Linked DNA regions of Homo sapiens: region 2 is linked to region 1. A link is an interaction called in ENCODE POLR2A ChIA-PET data of the cell type or tissue named here. Cell type or tissue: GM12878. All regions are shown on one strand. Region 1 overlaps COMMD1 (copper metabolism domain containing 1). Region 2 overlaps COMMD1 (copper metabolism domain containing 1).

Region 1 (4,000 bases):
TGGCTTACTTTTTCTTTTTATCCATTTAGTTTTATTTGTACAGTTTTTCCTTTATTTTAAAGTGATGCTTAAATAGTCTCTTAACTAGGAAAAAAATTTACATTTTCTTCAGCAAAAAACACATCCTCGTGTTTGTTTATTTATTTTTGAGACAGTCTTGCTCTGTCGCCCAGGCTGGAGTGCAGTGGCATGATCTTGGCTCACTGCAACCTCCGCCTCCTAGGTTCAAGCGATTCTCCTGCCTCAGCCTCCCGAGTAGCTGGGATTACAGGCATGCGCCACCACGGCCAGCTAATTTTTGTATTTTTAGTAGAGATGGGGTTGCACCATGTTGTGCAGGCTGGTCTCGAACTCCTGACCTCAGGTGATCCACCCACCTCGGCCTCCCAAAGTGCTGGGATTATAGGCATGAGCCACCACGCCTGGCTGTTTGTTTGTTGGTTTGTTTATTTTTGAGACAGAGTCTTTCTCTGTCACCCAGGCTGGAGTGCAGTGGCACTCATGATCTGCCTGCTTTGGCCTCCCAAAGTGCTGGGATTACAGGGGTGAGCCACTGTGCCTGGCCTTTTTTTTTTTTTTTTTTTTTTGATGTCTCACTCTGTTGCCCAGGCTGAAGGGCAGTGGTGTGATCTTGGCTCATTGCAGCCTCCATCTCCCAGGTTCAAGTGATTCTCATACCTCAGCCTCCCAAGTAGTTGGGATTACAGGCACACATCATCACGCTCAGCTAACTTGTATTTTTAGTAGAGGCGGGGTTTCACCATGTTGGCCAGGCTGGTCTTGAACTTCTGACCTCAAGTGATCTGCCCGCCTCAGCCTCCCAAAGTGCTGGGATTACGGGCAGGAGCCACTGTGTCCGGCTGTTAATTTATGAGTACTCTTTACCTGTAAGTCAATCTGGTACCTTGTGGCCAAAAACACATAACAGAATATGTGTACATATACCTAAACACATATATATATATATACACTCATACAAAGTTCCTGTAGTTTATGCTTCAGAACTCTAGCCATGAGATATTAACAGAGACTTACCAGTTTGCAAACAATAGTAAAAAGAAACGGTTGGATGCAAACAGTGGATTTTATCTCAGTAGAAAAGTAACAGCAGACTTAAAGCAGGCTGAAAAGAAAGCAGAGAGATAGAGAACTTAGGAACTTTATAGTTGCAGATTGACTTTCGAGCTCTGAATTTTTCTTGATGTAATTTGCCCATCAGTTTAAAATGTGCGCAAGAACAGACCTATAATGTGTAACCAGCTGCAGTATTGGAAAACCTGGCATGCCCTTCCATTACACAACCACTTTCAAGTAGAGGGGTCATGAAACCAAACAGGGTGCCTGAGAGGGACCACTCTCCTTGTGTTTTTTCATTCCTAAATTATTTGTTTCCCACATTTTTTCTTAAAAGGAGGAACTGAGCTGTGCCTTAAGGTTTAGTGGAGTGGGTCAAAGTGTGCTGGTTGTGGGTGGGACTCCATAGTGTGTCACCAGTGAGTCATTTCTGCCCTTTTATGTGTCTCAGTTTCTCTTTCTGGAGGTCCAGCACCATGAGGAGGGCTCAAAGTGAGGAATGAGGCTGGGTGCCTTGGGTCACGCCTGTAATCTCAACACTTTGGGAGGCTGAGGCAGGTGGATCACTTGAGGTCAGGAGTTCGAGACCAACCTGGCCAATATGGTGAAAACCCGTCTCTACTAAAAATACAAAAATCAGCCGGGTGTGGTGGCACGCACCTGTAATCCCAGCTACTCGGGAGGCTTGGACAGGAGAATTGCTTGAACTCGGGAGGCAGAGCTTGCAGTGGGCCGAGATCCCGCCATTGCACTCCAGCCTTGGCGTCTCAGTGAGACTCTGTCTCAAAAAAAACAAAACAAAACAAAACAAAAAATGACCAGCTCCTGTATGCATTTCCTGGACAATAATTTTTTAAACTAATTTTCTCGAGAGTTCCCTGTAGGGCTGCTACACGTTGTAGGGGGTCAACCCTGCAGGCACTTCCACTTGGCCCCCAGTCACCCAGGGACGCCTTTTGGTTGGAAAGAGCAAAATGCCCTTTCTTTTTGGAGCTGAGGAAACTCAGCCTGTCATCTATGAAAATGATAGTTCAGTTCCTCACACAAATGTGCACATGAGCCAATCGAGATTAATTGCAGGAGGAAAGGCAATGAGAAGACTCTTTAGAATGCACCTCTGGGCCAGGTGTGGTGGCTTATGCCTATAATCCTAGCACTTTGGGAGGCCAAGGCAGGTGGATCACTTGAGCTCAGGAGTTCAAGACCAGCCTGGCCAACATAGCAAGACCCTGTCTCTACAAAAAGTACAAAAATGAGCTGGGTATGGTGGCACACATCTGTAGTCCCAACTACTCTGGAGGCTGAAGAGGAGGATTTCTGGAGCCTGGGAAGTTGAGACTGCAGTGAGCCATGATGGTGTCAGAGGACTCCAGCCTGGGTAACATAGCAAGACTCTGTCTCAAAAAAAAAGAAAAAAATATAATAATAATAGTAAGAATGCACCTCCGAACTAGAATTAGGATCCTAGACAACAACTTCCTAGGAGCTTAGCTAAACCAGCTAAGACCACTTCCTGTAAACTGTCCTCAGCCACTCTTAACTTTGTAGCTCTCATCTGCCATTACACATGCCAAGGCCAAATCCTCTCATGGTACAAGGTAATTTCTGGCATCTCCAAAAGTCAGAGTCAGGTAGTGCAATACAGGAAAGCAGAACTGTAGACCTAAAAGAATCTGCCCATCACTCGTGAAAACTCCATAAAGAAAACAGGACATCCCAAACAGTGGCAAGTGGTGCCTTTGTTCTGAGTTCTTTAAGGGGTTCGGGTCATTAGAAGGCTTCTCTAGATTTTTTTTTGGCAGCAAAGATGGGGAAGGGGAAGGGGAAGTAGGAGTAAGGTGGAAGAAAAGACAAGGAAGCAAAGACAGAAACCACGTGCATGGTTTTGTTTTGTTTTTCCTTTTTGCTGCTGCAAGGAATTTTAGCCAATTCGGAGGCCTTGTTCCCCATAATTGGAATTCTCATTCAGATTTGGCCAAGTCGGTTAGAGTTGGAGCTCGTCAAACCTGATGGGAGAAAGACCAGAACAACAACAAAAACCCAACAATATGATTACTGAGTGCTCCAATGGTAAGGTGAAATTAAGACCAGCTGATTGTTAATTGTAACTTTAGCCGAATGAAAGCCCAGTTCAGCTACTTACCTAGGAATGGGTCTCAGGTTGAAGACTGCTCTCTACTATGCTACAAGCAGGAAAAAACTCAAACTCCAGAAAGGAGTTAGCTGCCTTCCATCATTATGGAAGCAGGAAAACTTGCCTTCCTTGTTGGAGCAAGTAAAACTTCAGAAAAAGGAGTTGTACAACAAAATAAACTTTAGATCTTGACCAAATTTTGGGAGATCAGGGATTCTCTGGTGTGGGGCCTCCCAGGCCTCAGCCAATTATCCTCTTGGTTTGAGAGTAAAGATAGATCAAGCTGGTACCAAGCACCAGTAGGCGATTTGTCAAAGGTCAGGGGCACTTGCACTCAGAAGACCTTTCAGGTTGCCAAATGTAAACCCAAAATATTTGAGATAGGTTTCAGTGAATTTAGAAAGTTTATTTTGCTGGGGTTAAGGATGCAGCCACGACATAGCCTCAGGACGTCCTGATGACATGTGCCCAGGGTGGTCAGGGTACAGCTTGCTTTTATACAATTTAGGGAGACATAATACATCAATCAATATATGTAAGATTTACATTGGTTTAATGTGGAAGGGTCAGACAACTCGAAGTGGGGGCTTCCAGGTCATAGGCAGATTTAAAGACATTCTCATTGGCAGTTGGTTGAAAGTCACTGTCGGTAGAAAGGAATGTCTGGGTTAAGACAAGGGATTGTGGAGACCAAGGTTTTATGCTGCAGATTAAACTTCCAGGTAGCGGGTTTTAGAGAAAATAGATTGTAAATGTTTCTTATCAGACTTAAAGTCTGCATTAATGTTGATG
Region 2 (4,000 bases), 67 kb after region 1:
CCGGGCCCGGTCTAGAATACTTTAAAAAAAAACAGATAAAGGAATTTTCCATTTCGTATTTTATATCAGATTTAGAACATGGAATTTACTTAAACTTTAATTCTGAATGAGTCAACTCTTTTTGTAGCTCTAAGAAGTGTTCCATAATAGTTTGTGTTCTAAAGTTATGGTCTTCAACTTACAGTTGAATTTAAAGGTATAATTTATAGAAGGCAATGCTTAAAGTTTATAAGAGAAAAAAGAAAGAATAAGACTGGGCATGGTGGCTCATGCCTGTAATCCCAGCACTTTGGGCGACTGAGGCGGGCGGATCACCTGAGGTCAGGAGTTCGAGATCAGCCTGGGCAACTTGGTAAAACCCAGTCTCTACTGAAAATACAAAAGTTTGCCAGGCATAGTGGCACATGCCTGTAGTCCCAACTACTTGGGAGGCTGAGGTAGGAGAATCGCTTGAACTGGGAGGCAGAGGTTGCAGTGAGGCAAGATCACACCACTGTACTCCAGCCTGGGCAACAGAGTGAGACTGTCTCAAAAAAAAAAAAAAAAAGAAAGAATAAGAAATTTTGTTTCCTTAGAAAGTTGTTATAATTTTTGCTTTCACACACTTGTTAAAAAAATCTATGAAAATCTAAAACTTATTATTGAAATTCAAGCTAACTCTGAATTAGCTATTTGTAAACATACTTTGTGGAGAAGGGAATGTTTTAACAAAGTAAAATAAAATAAAAAATAAAAAAGCTAAGAAAAACCCCTTTTAAAAGCATTACTAGTTATAATGAATAGTGAAAGGACTATTCTTGTGAATTCTAGTGAATGGCTAGTGAAATACTTGTAGTAACTAGTGAAATAAAAATGTAAGTTTAATGCTTTTTAGTTTTGAAAACATTAAAATCAGAAGTATTCAGTTATTCATAACTTACCAGTTGAAAAGTAGAAATTTTTGGGAATGTTTTACATAAGGATTATAATAAGTGATATTTAATATTTTTGATGTATTGTAGATTAGACTGCTGTACTGTTAATACAGTACTTCTTTTTCTTAGCTAAGTCTTTCCTTTAAAATTTATATAATGTTTTTGCATTTATTCTCGTTTTAAATAATAGTCTTGAGATTTTAGTTACTGGATCCATAATCAACATTTGACATACTTGAATTACCTTGTCTTTGAAATATTTGTCTTCCAGAATACCGCATTTGCCTGATTTTCCTGCTAGCCTTCTAGCTCTTTTTTTTTTCTTTTAAAATCTCTTTTGCAGCTTCCTTCTAATCCTCACAACATCTAAATGTTGGTGTACCCTTGAACTCTGTCCTCGATCTTCTTTTCTTCCTTTTTACAACTCACTTCCTAGTTGATCTCATGTAATTCCTTGCATTTAAATACCATCTATATGGTAATGACTCCCAAATGTATATCTCCAAACTGGATTTCTCCCCTAAATTTCAGATACATATTTATGACATACTGGAGATCCTGACTTAAATGTGTAAAAGGTATCAAAAATTGAATATGCCCAAAACTAAGTTCCTCATATATCTCCAAAACCTGTTCCCCCTGCATTTTTTCTCATCTCAGTTAGTGGCACCTCCATTCTTCCAGTTCATATCTTTTTGTTTTCTCCTACCCACATCCATTCCACCATCAAATCTTGCTGGGTCTGTTTTTAAAATATATCTAAAATTTGAACACTTCTCACCACCCCCAACTACTCTGTTTAGATCACCATCACCTCTCTCCTAGATTATAACATCCTCCTAACCGATGTCTCTGTTTCTGCTTTTCAGTCTGTTTTCAACACACAGCATCCAGAATGACTGTTAATGCATAACTCAGAAAATATATTCATGGCTTTCCAGTTCACTCCAGTGGCTTTCTGTGTCAGTCAGATTAATAGTTCTCTCCCTTACTTCGTCTACTCTAGCTAGACCCACTGGCCTTGTTGCTAATTTCTGAAACATTCCAGGGATCTTCAGGACCTGTATACTTGCTCTTGCCTCTTTCTCAATTCGTCTTACTCCAGATATGGCTAGCCTTTTCACTTCCTTAAAGTCTTTTGTTTTTTTTAATCACCTTCTCATTAGGCCTTCACCAGCTACCTCTCTAAAAGAATTCTCCATGTCCTGCTTTATGTTTTATATTTACAATTGACAATGTATAATACAATAAACTATTTATTTAAAGTGTACAATTTGGTTAATTTTGGCTGGTGTACATGTCTGTGAAAACACCAGTACAGTCAAGAACCAGAACACGTTCCTCAGCCCCTAAATGGGGACTGTGTCCCTTTACAGTCATCCACAATTTGTGGACAACTGCTGGTCTGCCTTTTGTTACTTTAGTTGTTTTTCTTCTTGTTACTTATTACTACCTAGCATGCTATTTTACTTATTAATCTTGTCAGTGCTCCAGATTAGCATTTAAGAGGACAAAGATTTTTTTTTTTTAATTGCTGCATCCTCACAGTCTTGGATGCCTCCCGGCACATGGTGTTCAGTTAATATTTCTTGAGTGGATAAATCACGTAACTCACTATAAAGCATCTCCTATGTGTCAGACACTACATAGGAGTTGAGGATGTATCAGTGAACAATACAGACAAGTTTATTATCTTATGGAGCTCACAGTGAAAGAAAGTTGTTAATAATTAGTGTAAGAAATTTTATCAGAGATGGAAGAGCCTTACCAAAGCTCAAAAGATGGAATGGCTATCTTTACCCAGGAAGTTGAAGAAGGCAGTTCTTAAGAGGTGACATTTACATATGATTTTTCCAACATCGTAAACTCTGTGATCCAGAGCTGAGAATCATGAAATAAGAACAACAAAAAAGTTGATACAGGCAAGATGGATTCTCTAGAGTTTATGAACATATCTTTGCATTTAATGCATAGATGTATGACTGGGCGCAGTGACTCGTGCCTGTAATCCTGGCACTGTGGGAGGCTGAGGTAGGTGGATCATTTGAGGTCAGGAGTTTGAGACCAGCCTGGCCAACCTGGTGAAACTCCGTCTCTACTAAAAAATACAAAAAAATTAGCTGGGGCTGGGTGTGGTGGCATGCACCTGTAATCTCAGCTGCTTGGGAGGCTGAGGAACGAGAATCACTTGAACCCAGGAGGCGGAGGTTGCAGTGAGCCAAGATCACGCCATTCCACTCCAGCCTGGGTGACAGAGTGAGACCTTGTCTCAAACACACACACATACACACACACACACACACACACACACACACACACACACACGTGACCTTTGGCAGTGATTTTTTTTTTTTTTTTTGAGATGGAGTCTTACTCTTGTTGCCCAGGCTGGAGTGCAGTGGCTCTCACCGCAATCTCTGCCTCCCAGGTTCAAGCAATTCCCCTGCCTCAGCCTCCTGAGTAGCTGGGATTACAGGCATGCACCACCACGCCCAGCTAATTTTGTGTTTTTAGTAGAGACGGGGTTTCTCCATGTTGGTGAGGCTGGTCTTGAACTCCCGACCTCAGTTGATCCACCCGCCTGGGCCTCCCAAAGTGCTGGGATTACAGGAGTGAGCCACCGCACCCGGCCCCTTTGGCAGTGATTTAGTACAAGTCCCTAGTGATTGCCATTTCTTTCTCACCACCTCCCACAATGTTGATTTTCCATTTTTTCAGCCCGCTGTCAGTAAGAAGTAGCAAGAAGTAAATTGGCAGAAAAGCTATTATAAGCAAAAGGAAGATTCACTTAGCTAGTGATTCAAAGCATCACTATATGTCAGACTCATCTGAGGAGCTTAAAAAGAAATTAAGATGCCCAGACCCCATCTCAAAGTAAGTGGCTTTACTTTAATTTGAGTGAAGGAAGATTTCTTCTCTGAGGTGAGCTGAGCTTTGAATGACAAGAAGGAGGCAGCCCCAGGAAGATCTGGGGGCACAAAATACAGGCAGAGGGAGCAACCAAGGCAAGAAATTAGCCTTGTTAAGAATTTTAAGTGTAATGGGAAGCCATTAGAGGGTTTTAAACAAGGAAAGATGTGATGTGA

Evidence for each region. ChIA-PET counts read pairs that join two places held together with the same protein. Peaks named below come from ENCODE experiments on the same cell type or tissue, not always from the same donor. Only the 100,000 strongest peaks of a DNase experiment are listed, where the experiment ranks them.
Region 2: POLR2A ChIA-PET joins it to region 1 with 9 read pairs; 4 of 35 experiments call an interaction of 5 or more read pairs at or near these places.

What each region holds. Positions count from the first base shown.
Region 1 is chr2:61,941,976-61,945,975 of GRCh38, forward strand. The region is part of intron 1 of COMMD1 (copper metabolism domain containing 1); the gene reads left to right. LOC124906012 (a long non-coding RNA gene) reads right to left here. Exons shown (of 3, transcript XR_007086335.1): 2 at 1,036-1,123. Among named protein-coding and RNA genes, the nearest start is that of COMMD1, 38 kb to the left of the region's middle. In GM12878, no CTCF peak of the experiment used is centred here; a DNase peak (open chromatin) is centred at 1,526; H3K27ac peaks cover 666 bases.
Region 2 is chr2:62,009,072-62,013,071 of GRCh38, forward strand. All of the region lies in intron 2 of COMMD1 (copper metabolism domain containing 1), which reads left to right. Among named protein-coding and RNA genes, the nearest start is that of COMMD1, 110 kb to the left of the region's middle. RefSeq lists an enhancer at 1,872-2,071. In GM12878, no CTCF peak of the experiment used is centred here; a DNase peak (open chromatin) is centred at 1,910; H3K27ac peaks cover 917 bases.